2 separate regions of the Homo sapiens genome follow, and region 1 is linked to region 2. A link is an interaction called in ENCODE POLR2A ChIA-PET data of the cell type or tissue named here. Cell type or tissue: Panc1. All regions are shown on one strand.

Region 1 (5,000 bases), 170 kb before region 2:
TGCACTGTGTGCCATGGTTGCTGACCCATCTGTCTTCAGCAGTAGACTATGAGCTCCCTGGGCCTAGCCCAAGGCCTGGCACAGAGGAGGGTGCAAAGTTGGTGGTCTTTCTCCTTCTCTAAGGAGTGTTATGTCTCTTTGGAGGAGCCTCAATTGACCTACAAAACAACCACAGCAAGCTTTCAGTATGGTACTTATGACCTCAGCCTGGGCTCAAGGGACCTCGATCCTGTCAGCAGTACCCTGTGGATGATGGGGCTCACAACCTGGGTGGTCAGAGGAGTTGGGCAGCCAAAGGATGAATGCATTTATGGTGGGATAGGAGTCGGCACAGCCAGGAGGAGAGGACAGCCCAAGAGAGGGCAGGGAAGGGACCCCCAGAATGGTGACAGCCTTGGCCTTGTGCCCCAGTGAGGCTGTCCCAGACTCTTATCACAGCCTCAGGACAATCAAGGCACCTATTCCTGCAACATCCCCCAACCCCATCCCACATGGCCAGAGCACAAATCCTAGTTAAAAATCCCCATGGACTTTGTTTACTGGGCTCCAGCTCTGGTTCTGTCATCAGCAGTTTGCATCTCTGATTAGCAACATTCTTATGATTTCTGTCCTACATCAGAAATGTAACGGCAATGTGGCAAGGATGGAGGTGGCCCCCCGCCCCTTCCCGTGTCTGAAAGCTTCCTCAGTGCTCAGTGGTGTTGCTGCTTGGGCATGTTAACTCTTCATCCTACAGGTCTGGACAGGGAGGGTGTGCATACAGAAGGAGGAAGGAGAACCAGGAAGGAGTTTCTTATCATGGCAGATCATAATATACACACCTGAACCTTTTCCTTAATCCTTCATGCCCTACCTCTTCCTTCGTTTTCATTTCTAATACTCATGGCTTACCCAAAATGCCAGAAGTCCATACTGCCATAAAAACCAAGAAAAGGAAACAGAAAAACAAGCCATTTCTTCTTTCTTATTAACTCAACAATCCCATGATCCACTGTATGTGTTTTTAGGGAAAGGATCACAGAGGTCAATCCACGTATCAGTGATCCTGATGTTTCTATCAAATGAATCATTTGAAATGGGATCTTCAGTTTATTTGAGCAGAATCACATCAGCGCTGTTCACAATGAAAAGTGTCTATGCCATGTGTTTGGATGTGAAGAAGTTTTTATCACAGCAAAAGTATAAAGGCTTGTATTACAACCTGGTAATCTCAGTGGCTTCCAGTTTTTGGCTTAGTTGGAGTCAACTTTGCTTAAAGAGAGGAAAACTATGTATAGCCAACCTAATAAATGAAAGTAGCCCAGCCCAGTTTCCAAGGTGGTAAAGCAATACACCCACAAGCCACAAAACCCCACTCTGGGAAAAAATGAGGCAGACTTTTGGCCTATCGTGCTTTTTATCCTTTTCTTTCCACCCCTCTTTCTTTCCCACACACCAGGGGGGTGAAAGACACCACGTCATTTGTACGGATCAAGCTCTCTTCTTGTAAGTTTCCAGTTAAACATTCTTTTGTAGCTGACACCTATTAATAATTTAAAGTGCTTGGTCTTTTGAACAATGATCAAAATTAAGCTATTACCCACAGGGGGATATTTACATACAGTTAGTCGGCAGCTGTTTAACAGCCTTTTCCATTCAAGATTTCTTGTGACCCTCTCTATCATTAGTAAGCAGAAGAATATTTGATGATTGTATGATTTTTTTCTTCTGTATATTTGATAAATGACCACTGGGAATCACTTAGGAAGTAAATAAGGTAATTCTTTGTGATTTCTGCAGGCTGCTGAAGTTATGAAAGAAGGGCAATTACTTTTAGATCCATCTACATGCAATTTACTAATAAGCCACAGAAGGCAGAAACATGTAATTAGTAATTACTATAGTATGTAGTGATTCGAGGCTTACCCAGTCAGTCTATGGGCCTATAATCTAGTAGGAGAAAATGAAATGAGTTAGTTCACAGAAGCAAGCCCCAGTATATTTAAAGCAAGTTGCTGACAATAAAACTAACTGATGTTTATAGAGACCATGGCAGTACATTGCGCGTTGCTACATCCAGCCTCTTGCCTGACCCCTACCCCTGGGCTGATGTAAAATAGCCTCCTTGCCTCCATTTTTAATGAGGGCCAGACTCAAAATGTGTTGAGGGGTTTCCTGAGATCACAGGCTAATGAGGGGTGGGCCTGGATCCTGAGCTTCAGGTTGCAGGCCCATTGCTGTCCACAGCATCATAATGTCACCTAGTCATGCTGCCAGATCGGTGACTCACATCCTAGGAGTCAGACATATACAGGACTCAGAAGCCAAAGGTGCATATTTATGATGGAGTTGAAGGCTGTGAAGAGAAGGAAGAAGAATAATGGACATGAGACAAGTGCCTAGTTTTGACGGAGGGACACTGGACATTTAATGCATATTATCTTCTTGACAATAGCTAAGCATTATTGTGCCTATATTACCTCCTATATTTACAGGAGAGGAAATCGAGCTTCAGTGGGGTCACTTGGTCAGGATCTCTCAAAGTGTTAAGTGGCGGAGCTGAACTATGACACTGAGTAATTCTGACTTCAATAGCAGCAATCTCTCTCCCTCACACCTGGTGGGTGTGACTCCTTATTCCAGCAAACTAAGTGTATCTTCATCAAGTATCTCAAAAAGAGTAATTTGGAGCAAATAAGCGAGCTCATAGATAGCAGGATCTTAAAGCTGACTGTTTTGTCCCAGAAATCTCAACTTTAGGAATCTATCCTAAAAAAAAAAGGCAATCCAAAAAAAAAAAAAAAAAAGAAACACTGCAGATAAGAGTTTATATGAAGAGATGTTCAACAAAGATGCTATTTATAACAACAAAACCTGGGAAAAGAATTCAAACACCCAGTAACACAGTAGTAGAGAATTAAGTTATAGTTATAACTATATGATGGAATATTAGGCAACTGTGAACAATAATATCAATGAAGTGTTTGTAATAACACTGAAGAGCCTTAAAACCTAACGGAGAGTAAGGCAAGATACAAACGTCTGTGTAAGTTAGAACTCATTTATGTAAACTAATATTTATGGAAAGAGAGATGTAGACCAAAATAGTATATGATAGCTTCATGGGTATCGTATTTTTAAAATAACAGCTTAATTGAGATATAATTCACATACCCAAAAAATCCACCCTTTTAATGTGTAATATTTTTGAGTTTTAGTATATTCACAGAACTGTAAAATCATCACCATTCTCTAGTTTTAGGAAGATCCCAGAATCCTGTACCTATTCACAGTTGTTCTCATTCTTCCCACACTCAGCCCCTGGTGAATACTTATGTATTTTCTGTCTCTATAAATCTGCCTGTTTTGGACATTTCACATAAACGGAATCATACAATATGTGTCCCTTTGTGATGGGCTTTTTTCACTTAGCACGATGTTTTCAAGGTTCATCCATGTTGAAGTGTGTATCAGTACTTCATTCATTTTTAAGGCTGAGTAATATTCCATTGTATGGATATAACACGTTGTGGTTATTCATGCATAAGTTGATAGATATTTGGGTTGTTTCCACTTTTTGGCTATTATGAATATTGTTGATATGAATATTGATGTACAATGTTTTCTAATTCTCTTGGGCATATGCTGAGAAGAGAAATTACTAGTAACTCTATGTTTAATATTTTGAGGAAATGTCAAACTGTTTTCCAAAGTGGCTGCACTATTCTACATTCTCACCAGTAAAAAATGGGGTTACAAGTTGTCTATGCCCTTGCCAAAACTTGTTATTATTTTTCTTTTTCTTTTTAACCATACTAGTGGATATGAAGTGGTATGTCATTATGGTTTTGATTTGCACTTCCTAATACCTTACCACTAGCCATGTTGAGCATCTTTTCATGTGTTTATTGAAAATTTGTGTATTTTGTTTGGATAAATGTCTATTGAAATTCTTTTCTCATTTTTAAATAGGGTTATTTGTCTTTTTGTTATTGCGTTCTATGAGTTCTTTATGTATTCTGGATACTAATGTCTTATCAAATATATTATTTGCAAACATTTTCTTCCATTCTATAGGTTTTGTTCTCACTTTCTTGATAATATTGCTGACAGCACTTAAGTTTTTAATTTTGAGGAAGCTCAATTTATTTATTTTTCATTTTGTTGCTTGTGTTTTTGATGTCATATATAAGAAACAATTGCCTAACCCAAAGTCTTGAAGATTTATTCATATAATTTCCTCTAAGAGTTTTATGGTTTCAGGTTTTACATTTTCATCCATAATTCATTTGCATATAACGTGAGGTGGGAGTCCAACTTCATTCTTTGGCGTGTGGATATTCAGTTATCCTGGCGCTGTTAGTTGATTTAACTGTTATTTCCCAATTGAATTGTCTTGACATATTTGTCAAAAATCGATTGACCATAAATGTAAGGGTTTTATTTATGGATGCTGAACTTTATTCCACTGATCTATATATCTATCCTTGTGCCAATACCACACTGTCTTGAATACTGTAGCTTTGTAGTAATTTTTGAAATCAGGAAGTGAGAGTTCTCCAACTTGTTTCTTCTTTTTAAAGGTCTTTTTGGCTATTTTGAGTTCCTTGCAATTCCATGTGAATTTTAGGATTGGCTTCTCAATTTTCACAAAAATGCAGCTAGAATTTTGATAAGGATTGCACTGAATCTGCAGATCTGTTTGTTAGGGATCGCCATCCTGTGAAGGATATGATGGCGGTGCCTACTTTAAATCCTGCGGCTTATTCTGTGCTGTAAGTGAACGCCTTCTTTGCCTGGAAAGAGCAGTGCAGCTCCATAACGTTAAGGCGGGCTTGGAAATGACATCTCTATGGTGAAGACCTATTAGGGCACAGCAGCTGCTCCCCTGAGGCCAGTTCTTGGCCACTCCATACACCACACGTTTTCTATTACTTAGTCCAGCAAGGCTTTAAATACCTCAGGGCACCCCCTCTGCCATTTCCTGTGGAATACTATTTCACAGTCTAATAGCTCTTCCT
Region 2 (5,000 bases):
AGGACGCTGAAGCCCCCTGAGTTGAATGAACTGGCTGAAGACGAGGCTCCCTGTTGTGGTGCTGGAATTTGACTTGGTACCCACTCCCAGCCCTTGCTGTTCCCTCCATGCTCCCTGCTCCCTGCAGATGCACAAATGAAGACCAAAGTCTTGAAAGAAGCTAGGGTCAAGCATCATTAAACCCAGGAGTCTTGTGCTGATACAAGGCAGGGTCTCTCCGGATGTTGAGGCATCATGGCTGTGTTGGGCGGAACCCCTGTTTGTCAGCAAAGGTTGTGGAAGCTCGTGCTCACTCCTAGGGGCCATGGTGATGCAGACAAGTGAGGTGCACTGTGTTTGCCTGAGCTGCTGCGGGCTGTGCTGGGCAGGCCACTCCTCCCTCCTGAGGTGACATCCCACATGACCAGCTTCACAAGGCAGCTTTCCTGAACATGGGTGAGGGGGTTCCGTGGGGGTGGGGACGCTGCCAGGGACTTCTAGGAAGCAGACAGCGTTCAGGGCTCAGCACCACCATCTCACTGCTGTGGAAGCAAGAAAAGGAGACTATAATTCAGCTCAGGGTGGCTAATGGACAGCTTCCCAGATAACAGACAGGAGGGGGAAGATTAATTCTGAAGCAGGAATAGATGTTATTTGGGAAGGGAAGGGCATTCAAGGCAGAGATGAGGTGAAAAACAGCATCGATCATCTACCAGCTACGAGTAGTTGAATCTGACTGCAGTAGAAAATAAAGGAAGCAGGGCCAGGGAGTTGGGGTGAGGGCGTGGATGAAGCTGAGGAGCAGGCAGAGGCCAGATTGTGGCAGTCCCTGTAAGCCGGGCTGAGAGTTTGAACTTGGTCCTTAAGGCAGGGAGGGGTAAGAAGAACTTTAAACAAGAAGTAGTGTGGCTAGAGGCGGGTTCTAGAAAGATCACTCTGTGGGCAGGCGGGAGATGTTCATCCCTATGCAGGCTCTGTGAGCCAGTCTTGGTCCTGTGAACCAGAGGTGTCCCTCTAATGAAGTGCTAATTGCAAACCAGTCAGTCACACTCTGGGATGCTCTGGCCCCAACACCCAGAGTTCAGCTCTGTTCCTGTGAGTGCGGGCGTCTACCAGGAAGTGGAGCTGGCCTGTCTTCTCGGAAGCAGCAGCAATTAAAATGCAACCCTGAGACATCAAGGAGTCAGCCAACTCTGTTTATTTTTATATACTGATAAAATCCTCAGAAAGGGAAGCCAAGCTTTTCAGAGCAGCCTGCTCATGCCCACCCAGCATGCTGAGGATCTGCAGGGAGCCCCTGCTCAGAAGGGCAGTCAGTGGCTGTGTCAGTGACCACCTCAGAGGGTAAATATGAGCTGGTCTGAGGAAGTGGGCACATGGGTCTGAGGGAGTTCTGAACATGACTGCAAAGCCCAGGGTCCCCAGAGCTGCAGCTGTAGCCAGATTCAACTCAGCCAGCACAACACAGAGCACCTAGTGTGTGCAGAGATCTTTTGACAGACTTGCTGCACAGTCGAGCAGCCATCAGGGAGGGGAAGGGCCATTCTACTGCACATGCTGTTTGGATGGAAAAAGCAGCTGAACTTCTCACTGTGGGTCAAGCTGGGCCTCTCTACATGCATTTTATAATAAATTCGGCCCCTGGAATTCCCACTGGAGGAACCGAAACTTCAGATCCCAATCCCCCCTTACCCATTTCTTGTAGGAACAGAAAGTCTAAATAGTTTAGGATGCCCAGGCATGGGAGGCAGCCTCTTAGTGGCCCCCAGGACCCCTGCCTTTTAGCATTCAGCCCCGGATCTGTACCACAGTTGGTTTGTGTGACTGATTGCGTCCAGCAGAAGTGTGGCACTCCAAGGGTGGGGTATAAAAGACATTGGTGTCTTGGTCATGCTTGCTGTCTTGGGCCATTTGTTCTGGAGAAGCACACTGCCAGGTCAGAAGCATGATGGAGAGCCCACATCATGCAGAACAGGCGCCTTCTGCCAATAGCCACCAAGTGAACTAGGATGTATGGTGCCCCAGCCCCATTAAGATTTGGATGCCTGCAGCCTCAGACAACATCTTGACTGCAACTTCATGAGAGAGCCTGACCCAGAACCACCCAGTAAGACCCCTCCCAGATTTCAGACTCTGACCTTAAACTTTTTCTGACCTTAAAACTGTTGTTCTAAGCTGCTAAGTTTTGGGGTAATTTGTTACACAGCCATGGGTGACTGATACACCATGGGAGACATTTTACTATCTAGAACATGGGTTTACAGAGATGGACATGGGCCTGGATCCACACCAACCTTGTGATCTTGGGCAAGTTACTCCACCTCAGTGACTTAATCTTCTCATTCCAAAAAGGGGGTAGTAACAGTGGCAACCTCATTTGTTGTCGTGATGGTGAGGCCAGTGAATGGTGCATTAGTTCTGGTCCCAGCTCATACTAAGTGTTCAATAAACAGGACTGAGCATCAACACCATTTTTTCAGCCTTTCCTTCCAGCTATAATAAACTTCTTACAGATCTGCAAACGTATGACTCACACCTTTTCCTAGCTCTGGGCTTTGCTGCCTGCCCCTGTGCAGCTGCTTCTGCTGGAGATCTTTCTCCCATCTCTCCACCTGTCACCCTCACCCATCTGGGTTGCTCAGGTGCCTGTTTGCTCTGGGAACAAGTTCCTGTAGACAGAGATGATCATTCCTTCTGGGCTCCCACTGTGCAGTGAAGATTGTCCTGGTGTTTCTTAATTATGTTTTATTGCCATTTTTCTGGGGTTCTTTGTGTCTTCAGGGGCATGCAGATAGTAGGCATTCAGAAGAAGTGAGTTGCACCAAGGCTCTGCTGGATTTATACAAGAACATCCTGCAAGGAGGAAGGCCAGCAATGCTGCTGACCAGCCATTCACTGGCAGCCTCTGGCAGCTGTATATAGTCAAATCCTCATTTGAGTTGTATATTTCTTTCACTCTTTTGTGTTTCCTTTTGCCACCACAGGCAGCTCTTACTATTTTATTTAGTTCCTCCTTGAAGCATGTCTTTTGACTTTTATTTTATCCCTTTCATAATTTCATCTTATTTTTTAAATAGAAAGTGTCTGTATACTTGAGACTATAAATGTACACATTAATTAAAGGAGTTGACATAACTTTATTCCTTTAACTGTATTTCCTTTAATCTGGTCCTGGTTGATCTCTTCACTCTGAAGTCCATAAGCATTGATAAAGTGGAGACTCTTATCCTGTACTTCCGCTCCAATACAGAGAATACTGGGCAATGGGGCCACATCACATGGTTTTTTAACTTCAAGACAACTCTGCTTCTAAGAGGGGAAGGAAGCCCCAGCACCAACACGCATAACCTCAAATACACCCCAGTCTCTGTGTTCCACGAGGCATCTAATTCGTGTTCCATAGCAAACAGGAATGCCAGGAATTACCCAACTTGGACTTTAGCCTAGGCACCACCTCTAACTCACTGGGGACACAAAACATATCACCCAGCCCTCAGGACCCTCAGCTTCTTGGTGGATATAATAGGGACAATGACACCCTCAGGGGATTCATTTGCCCGGTAATTCTTGGGTACAGACTCTAAGCCACGCTCTTTGCTGGGTCCAGTGTCTGCCTAGGAAGAAGCTGTTCCCTGCTCTACAGGGGACACTCAGCCAAGAGAGGAGCAAGGTCAACATTCAGATCCTGGTGACTGCATGGACTGAGAGATACAGAGGGCATGGGAGAACAGGGAAGAAGGGTGGCCAGGCAAGGCTGGGAGCACTCAGGGAAGGCTGCAGGAGGCGGCACCAGAGGTGATGGAAGTCTTAAAGGTGAGGAAGGCATGACGGAGGCAACCCAGGCATGGGGCTGAGAAGCAGCAGTGCAGATTCCTGTGTAGGTAGGCACCTGTGCACATGGCACAGCTAGGGGATGAGACATCTGGCAGTTTGGCATTCCAGGTACAGAAAGCATGGAGCAGGAACAGGGAGGGTGGGTTGAAAGGGGAGCTGGAGAGCCTGGCATAAGCCAGGACATGGAGGAGAAATACAACACGTCTGAAAGCGCTTTGTAAACTCTGAAGACCTTGCACAAATGTGAGGGCCATCCATTGTTTCAGGACACTTAGCTTTCCAGCTGCCATAGCCCATCCTTACAAAAAACATGCTGAAACCAGCGTCTTTTTTTTTTTTTCTTAAATGATCCTCCTTTCTACAGACTTGCAGAGTACAATCAAGTATGTGAGTGTTCACGTGTTGTCATATAATCAAATGATTGGTGATTTTCTTTTTAATTTCCCTTTCTTTACCCAGTTGTGTTTCTACTGATTTCTCATTTCAGGAACATAAACGCGGTGTCTCCGTGTTTTTAGGAATAAATTGGGAAGTGCTCACTTAATTTCACCATCCAAGAAACAAAATCACTTCTCCCTCCATGCAATCCTGCAATCCAATCACCTGCGGCAGGAGATGAGGAAGGAAATTACTCTGCTTTTCTTTTGCTTTTTTCCTAACTAGTGATATTTGAGAAAATTAAGTATGTTTTATTTTACACTCAGGACCCAGATCCTCAGACATACTTGGGGACTGAAACAGGAGAATGCCAGTTGGTTACAGAAGCAAATATTTCATTGCATCCTTCCCCAGCCCCTATGAATGTCTTCATAAATGAAATAATAGATTTTGTTTTGACACTACCTTAAATATTTCCACTGAGGCAAGACTCAGAGCATTGTAAATAGTCCCTGTTTATCACACCTGTGGAAATTTCACTTTTCTGGGTAGGACTGTGGAGCTGGTGTTCTGGGCTTAGGATTCCAGTACCCTTGGCCTGGGCCCTGTCTTTGCCCATGATATGACCTTGGGCATGGACTCCCAGCTTGAATGGGGGCAGCTGTAGAGTGATAGAAAGGGCATTGGGCATGGAAGCAAATAGAACAGATTTGAACTATAACTCTGCTGTTTACTAGCTATGTGACTTCAGGCAATTTACTTAAATTTTCTGAGCTTTGGTTTTCTCATTTTGTTAAATGGGGATAATA

The links. ChIA-PET counts read pairs that join two places held together with the same protein. Peaks named below come from ENCODE experiments on the same cell type or tissue, not always from the same donor. Only the 100,000 strongest peaks of a DNase experiment are listed, where the experiment ranks them.
Region 1: POLR2A ChIA-PET joins it to region 2 with 7 read pairs; 2 of 35 experiments call an interaction of 5 or more read pairs at or near these places.

The regions. Positions count from the first base shown.
Region 1 is chr10:78,703,701-78,708,700 of GRCh38, reverse strand. All of the region lies in intron 1 of LOC105378379 (a long non-coding RNA gene), which reads left to right. Among named protein-coding and RNA genes, the nearest start is that of ZMIZ1-AS1, 360 kb to the left of the region's middle. In Panc1, no CTCF peak of the experiment used is centred here; a DNase peak (open chromatin) is centred at 2,270; H3K27me3 peaks cover 176 bases.
Region 2 is chr10:78,538,074-78,543,073 of GRCh38, reverse strand. No RefSeq gene overlaps it. Among named protein-coding and RNA genes, the nearest start is that of LINC00595, 270 kb to the right of the region's middle. In Panc1, no CTCF peak of the experiment used is centred here; no DNase peak of the experiment used is centred here.